Regions from separate parts of the Homo sapiens genome. Here region 1 is linked to region 2. A link is a contact called in ENCODE Hi-C data. All regions are on one chromosome and are shown on one strand. Each heading gives the region's core, a stretch centred on a gene start or an enhancer-like site at or near the end of the contact. The rest is flanking DNA. Distances are from core to core; before and after follow the strand shown. Region 1 holds the start of NFE2L1 (NFE2 like bZIP transcription factor 1). Region 2 holds the start of MAP3K14 (mitogen-activated protein kinase kinase kinase 14).

What was found. A loop is a pair of places that touch in the nucleus more often than their neighbours do. Pooled maps may share reads with other maps.
Region 1: a map of gastrocnemius medialis shows a loop between it and region 2 (6-fold over the local background). The contact joins the promoter of NFE2L1 here to the promoter of MAP3K14 in region 2. A Hi-C loop is called at or near these places in 1 of 168 maps with a recorded cell type or tissue (gastrocnemius medialis), 1 of 37 single-sample maps with no recorded cell type and 6 of 50 pooled maps.

Annotation. Positions count from the first base shown.
Region 1 is chr17:48,046,852-48,053,046 of GRCh38, reverse strand. NFE2L1 (NFE2 like bZIP transcription factor 1) reads right to left here and starts at 4,688. Exons shown (of 6, transcript NM_003204.3): 1 at 4,585-4,688; 2 at 1,419-2,440. The coding sequence starts at 1,928. It overlaps NFE2L1-DT (NFE2L1 divergent transcript), which reads left to right and starts at 4,994. Exons shown (of 2, transcript NR_170231.1): 1 at 4,994-5,422; 2 at 6,077-6,166. It also overlaps a transcript of COPZ2 not described here. RefSeq lists a silencer at 4,279-4,558 and enhancers at 4,109-4,710, 4,969-5,208, 4,711-5,312, 5,279-5,468, 5,313-5,916.
Region 2 is chr17:45,314,882-45,321,088 of GRCh38, reverse strand. It overlaps MAP3K14 (mitogen-activated protein kinase kinase kinase 14), which reads left to right and starts at 4,069. Exons shown (of 16, transcript NM_003954.5): 1 at 4,069-4,129.

The sequences.
Region 1 (6,195 bases), core at 3,439-5,938, 2.7 Mb before region 2:
TGAAGGAAAGGGGAAGCAGAAGAGAGGTGAAGTTCCAAGTGGCCCTGTAAGAAGCTAAATTAACAGGCCCTGAAAGGTAAGAAATGTTCCTGGCTCCTGCGCTCAGATAATCCTAGTCTCTCTCAAAGCAGGTCCAGTATGAGCCATTTGAGCACAGAGCCGAGTGTCTCAATCCCTGCACTACTGACACTTGGGGTCAGACAAATCTGTTGTTTGAAGGTGTTCTGTGCCATTCAAGATGTTAACCAGCATCCTTGGCCCCTACCCACTAGGTGCCAGTAGCAACCCCGCCCCAAGATGTGACAACCAAAACTGTTTCACGATATTGCCACCTGCACCCTCGGGGACAAAATCACCCCCAGTTGAGGACCACTGGCCTAGAACAAGCCATACTCTTTGACAGTCACTAACAGTCAGAGAACTAAGCTCAGGAAAAGACTACAGAGCAGGGAAGGAGGGAAAACGTGGTCTGACCTGGCAGGCAGAGAAGCCCATTTCTGTAACATCTGTAAAACTTTTTACATTCCTTCACATGCCACCTCCAAAAACCCAATCGGGCTTTCTCCTTCCCTAATGGCCAGGGGAGTGCAGTGGGCCTCTTTCCCGGCTACTTAAGGCTGGATGGCAAGCGAGAGCCATACAAACCCAGAGCTCAAAGCAATCTTATGTTGGTGAGGCAGGGGCAGCAGCAGCCATTCACATCTTGAAAGGCAAAGAACTGCATCGCTTTCTGCCCAGAACAGTATGTCAGCCATGTGACAAGAGCTAAGGATCTCTTCTGACAGCTCAAAGCAAGTTGACTTGGGCAGCAGAATGCAGTTTCTCTTTCTAGCTCCCAGACTTCTCTTCCCTACTCCCTGCAGTGGGCCTTTTGCAAAGATTGGAAGCCTTGGCCCTCTCCTGGCCAAGAATAACTATCCAAATCTACCCTTTGGCTCAGGCCCAGGAGGTCTGAATTATCAGGACAATACAACAACAGGCCTCGCCACAAAGGAGAACTTCAGGGTATGTCTGTGTTCTGATGTGGGGGGAGGTACAAAACAAGAGTCCAAAAAGTATTTGTGTCTTAGCAACAGATGTACACTGCATCAAAGCCCATCACAACATGACTCCTCCCCCACCCCAGGCCTCCAGCAGTCACGCTGAAATCCAAGCAGTAAACACCCTGGCATGTGTAGGAACCTCCCACTGCCCTGACAGTACATTTAGAGGTAGGTCAATGGTTCAACACAGGGAAATGCTCCCAGCCCCCAATCCTAAAGTCAGAAAGTTCAGCCCATCCCTACCCAAGAACAGTGCCTGAGGCCCTGCTGAAACCTGTCTGGCTCTTTACAGGGCTCAGTGTTCTGACCACAATCCTTTGGGACCAGCCCACCCCCAAGCCCCAGGCCCCACACACCCACCACAGGTCCACTAACCTCTTTGGTTAAGTCTCCACTGACTGGGGGGGCTACAGCCCCCAAATCCTCCAAATCTTCACCGAATCCCTGCTCCGTTTCGCTTTCTCGCACCCCGTTGTCTGGGCCTGTCACATCTTGGAGGCCACTGGAACTCTCGAGGGCGAGGCCTGAGTTGGGCTGACTGCCAGAGACAGACCCCTCTGGGTCTCGGTGAACCAGCCAGGCATTTACCTCAGTGGTTGGCACCTGGAACCTGTCCAGGGCCCTCACCTGACTGAGGAGCCGCCGGGCAGTGAAGTAATTGTCCAGGTCTATGCTCTTGGGGTGGATACCATAGCCATCCAAGGTATTCCTCAGGTTGTGGAACTGGGTCTGAGTATAGGCAGAACTGGGCCCCAGGATGATCTCCCGGAGTGGGGGAAGCTGTGAGGTCAGGTAAGTATCCACGTCCACCCGTACCCCAATCAAACTCAGCAGAATGGTGAACTGGAGAAGTCCTTCCGTTAAGTATTTCTTCAGAGAAAGCATTGCTGAAGGACCAGAATGTTTATGCTTTTTGGTTTTTAAAATCTTCCAAAAGACAAATCAAGGCCACTGCTCTGCCGCTCCAGCCAGCAGGTTACCCTCCTCAGTGTCAAACCCCGTACCCCACCCTGGCAGAACACAAGGGATGAGCTCCCTGACGGCCCCAGAGGAAAGCACACCCTGTGGAGCCAAGGCCAAGGACACACTCCAGACCACATTCACTTTCCCTTCTCGACACCTCACCTCTGAAAGTACAACTGTTCCTAACCCAGTCCAGGTCCTCAAGGGCCCACGTGACTTACTTTCTCCACAGTCCACATACAGTCACTTCCTCACTCACATTAGTTGTCCTCTCTGTAGATTCCAATGCAGGCTGTTCTCAGGAACAGCTGATGGATTTTTTTTTTCCTTCTCCCTCCTAAGGTTTATTTTCTTTGGCTGGAGCTACAGGCCTTTCGTCTTGGGTCAGAGTGTCCCGCCTCCTCCACACTTACCAGGGGGGTTTCCAGAGAAACCTGAAATGGGAATCACAAAAGCAACAGGATAAGATTCCATACTTTTCACATCATGATCAGGGTAGGAAAACCTTCACAGTAGAAGGTAGAAAACACATTCAAAGGACACTTTCACTTTTTTTTTTTTTGAGACAGAGTCTCACTCTGTCGCCCAGGCTAGAGTGCAGTGGCGTGATCTGTGCTCACTGCAACCTCCACCTTCTGCATTCAAGCGATTCTCCTGCCTCAGCCTCCCAAGTATCTGGGATTACAGGCGCCTGCCACCACGCCCTGCTAATTTTTGTATTTTTAGTAGAGATGGGGTTTCACTATGTTGGCCAGGCTGGTCTCAAGCTCCTGACCTCAGGTGATCTGCCCGCCTCGGCCCCCCAAAGTGCTGGGATCACAGGCGTGAGCCACTGTGCCTGGCCTAAAGGCCACTTTTACAGGAAGAAAGGACTACTTACACTCTCAGAAAAAAAACCCAAAATATAGCAACCGATCATAGAAGAACTATCAAAGAAAGCTACTGATCACGAATGATCTCAGTTACTGAATATTAAATGTGCAATATCCTAAAATGTAGCTTGGTTTGAATAAGCAGACAATAACCAGGTCATCCAAAATATCTTACACCTTTGTTTTATTTACCAGCCCTCCTCCCCCACTACAGGCGCATTACCCAGCTTCTATTTTCACATGAGAAGCCCATTTCCTGTCTTAAAAGTAAAGCTGGATTTTCACCCCTCGGGAGAAAACCACCCATAACAGTTGTCTTTTCTCAGTTCAAAAAGGCAAGATTATTAAACAGTGAGAGTGTGGAAGGACAAAAGGACAATGTTCAGGCCACCACTTCACCCAGAAGAAGAATGCCTTTTGTTTTCTGAACTTTGAAATCTGATTTCCCTTTCCTATCCTCACAACTTACAAAAGAAAAAAAAGGAAAAGGGCCGACGCCTGTAATCCCAGCACTTCGGGAGGCCGAGGAGGGCGGATCACCCGAGGTCGGGAGTTTGAGACCAGCCTGAACAACATGGAGAAACCCCATCTCAACTAAAAATACAAAAATTAGCCGGGCGTGGTGGCGCATGCCTGTAATCCCAGCTACTCGGGAGGCTGAGACAGGAGAATCGCTTGAACCCAGGAAACGGAGGTTGTGGTGGGCCGATATCGCGCCACTGCACTCCAGCCTGGGCAACAAGAGCAAAACTCCGTCTCAAAAAAAGAAAAAAAAGAAAGAAAAGAAAAGGAAAGAAAAAAAGGAGAGGGATGGTGGGGGCCCTACTACGCAGGACTATTCCGTCCAGAATTTGCATAGGCAGGTTTTATTTTCATTCATATGACCTTCTGAGCCAAAGCAGAAGGATATGGCCACGTTCTCTAGCCAGACTGCCCAGTGCAGAGGAAGTAAATCTGTTTCTGGTCTCCACTTTTGAGCTTCCATTAATGTCACAAACCAAGACATACCGCCTCTCCTCTCCTGCGTTGTGACCCATCTACCAACTTCATTCTACAGGGGGAGAGCGAGCTATACGTACACACACGAACGTGCGCACACACACACACTCACACTCCCTCTCTCTGGTCAGAGTAAACACAATTGCGACCCAGAATTCCTGCTTACGCTACCCTCCCGTTCTCACGCAATTTATTACTAAAACCTCCCAGGAGCCAATTAAGTTCGAGGAACCGGACAAAGTCCCTTAAAAATCAAGTAGGTGCAGGGCCCATAGCCTGAGGCTGGTCCCACCCTGCCCGGATACCCGAGTCCGGCTGAGACCAAGTCGCCATGCCCACTCTCGGCGCCGGAGCTTCTAGCCTCCAGGGGCGGCCAGCGAACAAGTGCTACTTCCCTGGCCTTGACCCACCCTTACAGCAAACCCCACCCCGCCCTCCGTCCCGATGGCCCCACCCCACTCCCAAGTCCAGGCCTCACACCACGCCTTCTCGTGCCCTCAACCCTGCCCAGTCCATCCCACCCCGGAGCCAGCTTTCCTCTCGGCCCCGCGCGGGGCCCCTCCCTGTCAGGCCCAGGGCCGGGCTCTGGCGGGAACCCCGCTCGGCCCCCGCCTCCTGCACCTCAGCACCATCCCGTCGCCCCATAAGCCTCGGCCCCGCGGCGCTGCAACCCTCCCTTCTGGGAAAGGAATGTGCCCGATACCCACTGCTTAGCTCGGCGTCCGCCGCTGCCTCCACAGCAGGCCCTAAGCCCGAGTCCCGGCCTCGCCGCCGCCACCGCCGGCCGGCCTAGAGCTCGGAGCCTCCGCTTACCTCCCCGCCCCCTCCTGCTACCGCACTCGGAAACCCGCCCGCCGCAAACACCCTAGGAACAGTTTCTCCAATCAACGAGCCGAGGCCGGGGCCGTCGACGGATGTCCCTCTGATTGGCAGCAGAGAGGGCCCAATGGCTGAGTGTACCTCCTCATCCCCGGACCTGATTTCCCAAGACTGACATAATTCCCGGCCCAATGAGTACCTAGGCCCGCCCCGCGGTATGGACCCACCAATGAGGAGGGCGAAGGCCCTAGTGTCTGGCATTCTGGGCCCCTCGGCCGCGCCTTCGCGGCGGGCGATGTTAGTGGGCTTGGGCGTTGGGTGAAGTATCCAGGTTGGGCGCTTCCAGCGCTTTCTGTGGCGGGGGAATGAAGGCCTAGGTCAGGGAATAGGAAGGTGTATCGCCGCCAGAGTGCGGAACACCCTCGCCTTGAGGGTTCCCACAGTGACTTGCAAAAGTCTAGTGAGACCCGAGAATGCTGAGGCGGGACACGAAGCATGTGGTTCTTGTGGTTGCGACGCTCGTGCCGCCATCTTGGGTGCTGGCGGCGGAAACCGGTACCCCAACTTCCCCTCGGTGCGAACCTGGAGAAGCCACCCCAGCTGTGAGGGACGGTTGCGCCTCATGGCCCAGGCAAGGGTACCTTCGCTGGAGCAGTACCGCGGACGGATATCATGAGGGTGGTGGGACGTTGGCGGAACGTTGGCGGAACGTTGGCGGTGTGAGAGGTGTGGGGTAATGGCGATTTTTGTCATGGTAGAAACAGCCCAAAGGACCCCCCTCGTTTGGCCTCCCACGCAGCTTAGTCTTGCTTTTTTAGGGATGTTTCTCATTTTTTAATTTCTCCAGTCCCATCTGGTTATATTGCCAAAACATGTTTGTGACTCTCAAACGTTAGTTTACTCCCAGCATCACTTGGGGAGCTTGCTAAGCTACGAATTCCGAGGTCCCACTGGAGAGTCTGATTTAATGACCCTGGAGTGGCGGCCGGATAACCTGCCTGCTGGGGTGATTTTAACGCAGCTGATGCGAAGACCCCATTTAGGGAATCATTGGGTTGGCGTTTGCAATGCGTTCCTCCCAGCTATAGGACAAAGAGGTGTCAACTCAACTGTGTCTTCTTAGAAGAGCCCATTATTTATAGGTGAGTCATTAGTCCCTGTACAACTAAGGACAAGGCCAACTGATAACTCAGTAAATAATCGAGTCCATTTTGTGCTTGCGAGTTAGGGGCTTAATTTGGGGTGGTTTGCAGATTAAGTACTTTCACTGCATATAATAAACGTACACCAGCAAACCACTCATGGAATTCTTAAAAAAACTTCTGAGCTAGTTTACCAGTTTCAAAGACTAATTCAGAGAGCATGTTTTACCTATTCTAGGCTGGACTGGAACTCCTGGACTCAAGCGATCTTTCCATTTATCAGGGACTACTGACGCGTGTCTCCCAATAAATACCTGAGTATAAACAACATGAGGACTAGAATTTTGTGCGTTAACT
Region 2 (6,207 bases), core at 2,820-5,319:
CTCATCAGCCACTTTCTCACTGGACATGGCTCAGCACCATAAACCATGCTGACTAAGGCAATAAAAACCAGAATATAATTTCCTTTCTTCCAAGGCAAACAGAAAAGGAAAAATGATCCAAGGATAGCATTCCTTCACTGATTTACTCACTCTTCAGCACTGTCCTAGAGAACTGATGGGCAATTGGCTCCCTGAACCCTGAAGTCTCTCTGCAGAGTCCGGCATGCAGGAGGGCAGGGGCTCTGAAGTCAGACATGGTTTGAATCCTGGGTCTCCTGTTACAGCAAAGTGACACTGGGAAAGTTACTTCTGTCTGAGCTTCAGTTTGCTCATCAGTGAAATGGGGACAGTAATACTACCTATTCAATGGGGTCAGACTGTAGGGGTTTTCAACCGGGGGCAATTTTGCTTCCTTGGTGACATCTAGCAATGTCCAGAGACATTTATTGTCACATTGGGTGGATGAGGGAGTGCTATAGGTATGTAGTAGACAGAGGCCAGGAAAGCTTTTAAACATCCTGCAATGCACAAGACAGCCCTGATGTGGTTTGGCTGTGGCCCCACCCAAATCTCACATTGAGGCCAGGCGCAGTGGCTCATGCCTATAATTCCAGCACTTTGGGAGGTTGAGGTGGGTGGATCACTTGAGTTCAAGACCTGCCTGGCTGACGTAGCAAAACCCCATCTCTACTAAAAATATAAAAATTAGCCGGGCATGGTGGTGCACACCTATAGTCCCAGCTACTCAGGAGGCTGAGGCACGAGAATCACTTGAACCCAAGAGGAGGAGGATGCAGTGAGCTGAGGTCGCGCCACTGCACTCCAGCCTGGGTGACACAGGGAGACTCCATCTCAAAAAAAAAAAAAAAAAAAAAAAATCTCATCTTGTAGCTCCCACAATTCCGTGTTGTGCAAGGGACCCAGTGGGAGATAATTGAATCACTGGAGCAGTTTCTCCCATACTGTTCTCATGGTAGTGCGTAAGTCTCATGAAATCTGATGTTTTTGTAAGGGTTTCCCCTTCACTTGGCTCTCATCATTCTCTCTTGTCTGCTGTCATGTAAGACATGCCTTTTGCCTTCTGCCATGATTGTGAGGCCTCCCCAGCCACATGGAACTGTGACTCCATTACACCTCTTTCCTTTATAAATTACCCCATCTCAGCTATGTCTTTATCAGCAGCGTGAAAACAGGCGAATACAAGCCCCGTCCCCCAACAATGAATTATCCAACCCCAAATGTCTATAGTGCCAGGCTGAGAAACCCTGGCCTAGAGGGAACATTCAGTGAGGTTATGCACATGAAGTACTCTAAGTCTATCTGGCTTACTTTTTGTAAAGTATCAGAAAACAAGCTGCGATTCTTTCGGAATAGCACAGTCTTAACGCTATTTCCAGACCTGAAATGGATGGGGTGTGAGAACCCTTGAGTACTGAGAACCTAGTTCACTGCTCCAGGTGTGAGTCATCCTGTAAATGTCAATTTCTTGTATTTAAAGCAGAGCTGAGGCTGCACAAGTGACTCAAGGCCAGAAGCTTTCCCAGGTTGTCTTGACTTAAGCTTGGAGGAAGTAATCTCGTCCCGAAGCTCTCCTTCCAGAGGGTGCAAGCATTTCAAGACTCAGAGACACCACACTGCTCACTCTGGGTAGGTGTATTGTTTCTCACCTCACCCACACACAGTGGGGCTTGGAAAGACCTCAGAAAAGTAGCTGAAACGGAGAGGCCTTGCTTATCCCGAATATCTTCCTTACCAGTGTTTAGTGGTTTGCTCCTCCCCTGCAACCTGATGTGACATTCCTTCTCCAGAGTTACAGTTTTGAGTCAACACAGTTCACTGTCTCTGATTAATACACATTAATGTTCAGGGACGGACTTAAAGACAGATCATCTTGATGGGGTAGGTGGGAGTGTACAGGGGACCCAGGACCAGAGGTGTCAAGGGAACCTGGGCAAAGTACAGAGACACTGGGTGTTTTAAAGAAGGAATAGTGAAAGAGAGAGAAGGCAAAGGCAAGCCAGGGAGTGTCTGCAGACTCTGGAGGTGTGCCCACATCTTTCCTGAGAAGTGGTGTGCCCAGAGGCAAACAGGTGGTGGGAGAGGCAATAAGGGCATCCAAGATTGCCGATACCAACCTGTACATCTGGCCAAGCTCTGCCTTTCCCTGAGTCACTGAAATGCAAAACCCTAGGGGTGGAAAGAGATTTGGGGGCCACCAGTCCAGCTTCTTTCTTGTCTGCCATCTCCCAGCTAGTCAGTGGCAGAGCCAGGGTGGGCGCCAGAGACTGTTTGGCTCTAAAGCACGGACTCTACGGGAGCCACAACCTCAAATGCTCCAGGGGCCAGACAGGTGACATAAGGTTAGATGGTTGGGTGGCGGGAACTGTAAGGAACCGCAGGCTCTGCTCTAAGGCATTCAAATTCAAATTTAAAAAAATATTGGGCCAGCCAAACAAAGCATATTTCTGGCCTGGGTGAGTGAATGAGGCCCTCAGGTTGTGAGTTTTTGACCACTGCCTAAATAAATGGTCTTCCCTATTCCCCAGCAGAGATGACTGTTTGGCACAGATATCCAGAAAGAAGAGTTCAGCTTCGGACTGTCTGCAAAGTAGTCTCAAGCAGATGGTGGTCTTTGCTCAAACACTTCCAGAGATGGGGTGTTCCTTACTTTTCAAGACAGCCTTGGGTGGGGCCTGCCTATCCCCGGACTAGAGCCACTCACCACACCTACCATGGACCCTTCATGGAAGTGGGATGCCCAGGGTAGGAGTACATCTTTTATTTTGCAATAAAAAAAAAAGTTTGGATTTTTTTTTTAAAGGACTGCCTCACTCTGTTACCCAGGCTGGAGTGCAGTGGCACGATCATGGCTCACTGTAACCTCAGACTCTCAGCCTCCCCTCTAGCTGGGACTGCAAGTGCAAACTACCACGCCTGGCTATTCTTTTATTTTTTTGCAAGGACGAGGTCCTTGCTATATTGCCCAGGATGTTCTCCAACTCCTGGCCTCAAGCGATCCTCCTGCCTTTGCCTCCCAAAAGCGCTGGGATTACAGGAGTGAGCCACCGTGCCTGGCCTGGAATTTATTACAAATAAAATACAAGCTCAGTGTGGAAACACTAGATAATACAGAGGGGCAAAAGTTAGAAAAAGTTTCTATACCTTCCCTACTCCCCACCCCCGACCCCCATTCAGAAAGAAGCACTGTTGACACTTCAATGCATATTCTGAACTCCAGGTCCTTTCTTTGCATACATCAAGCTCTCATCCTCTTGCTGGCTCTGTGGTCTGCAAACCCAGAGAGCAGATGCTTTGCTCAGCGCTCGTACCACGCCACGCACCCACATGCTCTCTTTGTACCTGGGTTTCAACCCACAGGTCGGGCCCCTGTAAGCCCTTGGCTCCCCAAGCTTCTCGAGGGCAGGCACTGTAACCTTCTTTACTCATTCCAGGGATTCTACAGGACCAGGCACACGGTAAGAGCTCAATAAAAACGTCTCTACCCCCACCACCTCCCGCCTCAGCCGCCACCGCTTGGCAGCAGAGAGGAAGCGGAACGCGCGCGACCCACGAGGGAGAGCGCCTCGCTGTCTCCAAGGTAACCGAAGTCAGTGGCAGGGAGTGCCCACGCATGCGCACACTCGCCCTTCCTTCCCGTAACCTCGAGAACGCAGCTGGTAAGACTGCCAGAAGCCGAGGGCGCATGTGTGGTTCCACCAACACCCTAGTCGCCTCCGCCTTCTGTCAGTCCGCCCGCCCAGCGATCTCCCTTCTACAAACATCGTCCGGAAATAGTGCCCATTTCTGGAAACCAGGCCTCGTTAACCAATCGTTGCTAGGGAGCGGGAAGACGGGCTTGCCGGGACGACCGTCTCATTGGTTGGCGTAGGGGAGTGGGCGGGGCCACGGGTCGCGGTGCGGCCAAAGAAAGGAGGCGCGAAGCGAGGCAAAGTTACAGCCTCCGGGGGAGGCGTGGCCCCGGGGGCGGCCGAGAAGGCGAGGGGGCGGAGCCCGGGACCGGGGCGGGGCGACCACGGGCCGGGAGCTCAGCGGTCGGCGGCCGGCGGCGGGAGATCGCGGGCGAGCGGAGCGCAACACTCGCTTGGTTGGGGAGATCGGCGCTTGGCCGGTAGGTGACGGGGCGGGACCCTGGGGCCCGGTGCGAGGCGACCAGGGAGCGGCTGGGATGGATCGCCTCTCAGCCCCGGGCTGGGCTGCGGCCTGGCCCCTCGCCCCGGAGCAGTGGGGTCGGCGGCCAGGCCAGCGCAGTCCGACGTACCCCGTCCAACCCACTCGCAGCGGTCCGCGGGCGCGCCCTCGCACGCGCTGCCGGTGCCGCGCTCGCCCCGGGCCTCCAGGCCGCGCACTCCTGCTGGCCACACGCTGGCTCCGAGCGCGCGCAGGGGCCGCCTGCTTCCCCTTCACTAGTGCCCCGCGCCGCCGCCAGGCCCGCCCGCCTGCTCTGCGCCCCAGTGCCCCCAGGATGGAGCTCGCCTGCCGCGGGGCGGACGTGTCTCCTGCAGGAGTGCGCCCTGGCATCTGCCCTGGCGTGAAACCCTCCCGGCCTTTCATGGGAAGTTCTCAGGTCACACCTCAAGGCGGGGAGCAGGAGCTAAGCCTGTCCTCAGCATGCAGCGGGGCAGTGCTGGCCGCCCGCAGCATCCTCCCTCCGCCCTCGGACCCCAGTCCTCCTCTGTAATTCTTCTGGGCTCTCCAACTCGGGACTTTATCTGTCGGTTCAAATATAACATTCCCATCTTGGAAACCCATCGTGGCCCTGGCATCTTGCAGCCACTGGGCACCAGGCAGAGAGGGGCCACTTGTACGTACGTTTCCCACCTGCCCGGGAGCCTCCTTAGTGCTGGGTAGCTTCAGAAAAAGTGTTTCCTTCCTAGTCGAGGTTAAAAAGTTGCTCTCGGCCCTAAAGGGTGGACTGGAGGTATGAATGAGGGAGAGGATAAGTGGTGAAAAGGTACATACATCAGCAAAGTAAATGGTAAAACTACTTTTGATCGCTGGAGACAATGAACACCAATGACTTAATTAAGGACTTTAAAAGCACATGAAATTAAATGATTAGAGTGAGGTCATGATATAAAATAGGAGTCTGGAGTTTATTCCAAGAAAAATGTTGGAAACCCCTTGACTAGAAACATGGTCTTTCTGAAAGATTAGAAGGAGACAGTATCTTAACATTAGTGATGTGTTTTTTGCTTAGTGTCTTCATACCTGTGAGCTCCGTTTTCCTTCAGATGGCTGTGTGGTAAGACAGATTGTAGTGTCTTGTTTTATGGGCGAGGCACCTGAGGCAGGTGTGTATGAGGGAGTGGGGGTGGTATATATCTTGCCTGATGCCTCATAGCTGGGACTAAGGATGGGTCTTTCCCAGAATCCTAGATCAGGACCACATTATAGAACTGAGATGCAGAAAGGAGGGAGAAGTTTTTGGTGTGGTTTTTATGCTCTTAATGTGAGAGGACACTTAAAAAGTGCTTGCCTTACTTTGGTTGTGTTTGGATTTACTCTTGGTGTTTTTTAAGTGATATCAATCAGTTTCTTTGGAGCGATGCCAGACCTCTGAATTTTTCAGACACCTTTCGGACATCCTTATTTATTTTGAAGGGTGTGGAGAACTTCTCAGAAGATCTCAAAATAAAAGTAATCGTCTCTGACTCTAATTTTAGAGATAAGTACCCAGGTATGTGTACCAGCTCTTTGTGAAATCAGACAGCAAGACGCTGCCAAGCTTCAGGCCATCTTCTGAGTGTTTTCTGATTATAAGAAGCAGTTCTGAAGGGGGTTTTTTGTCATTGGTATTGTCTGTTAAGAGTTTGTGGGAGCGGCACCACAGAGACCCTGCCAAATCAGTCTCCCTCTATTAAACAAAAATGTCTGGTTGGGCTGTTTCGCCTCAACAGATGAAGGTTTGGTTCCTCATTTTGGTTCTCCTGTTGAACACTGACTCCTTTGTGATCTGCCTGGAATATGTGTATATCATTTACTGCTGAGAAGATGGCTTGCGCTGATTGGTTGTCCAGCCCTCGGCAACTGTTGTGATTTTTTTTTTTTTTTTGGTGATTGATAACAGTTCATCCCTGGCTAGGGTCTGGTGAGAGATCTGCGGAGATGTGAAAGAGATGAAAGCTTTATCCAGGGTTGTTTTCTTCGTTGTTGGCACCCTCTGAACAGTGTTGTATCACTTTGGCC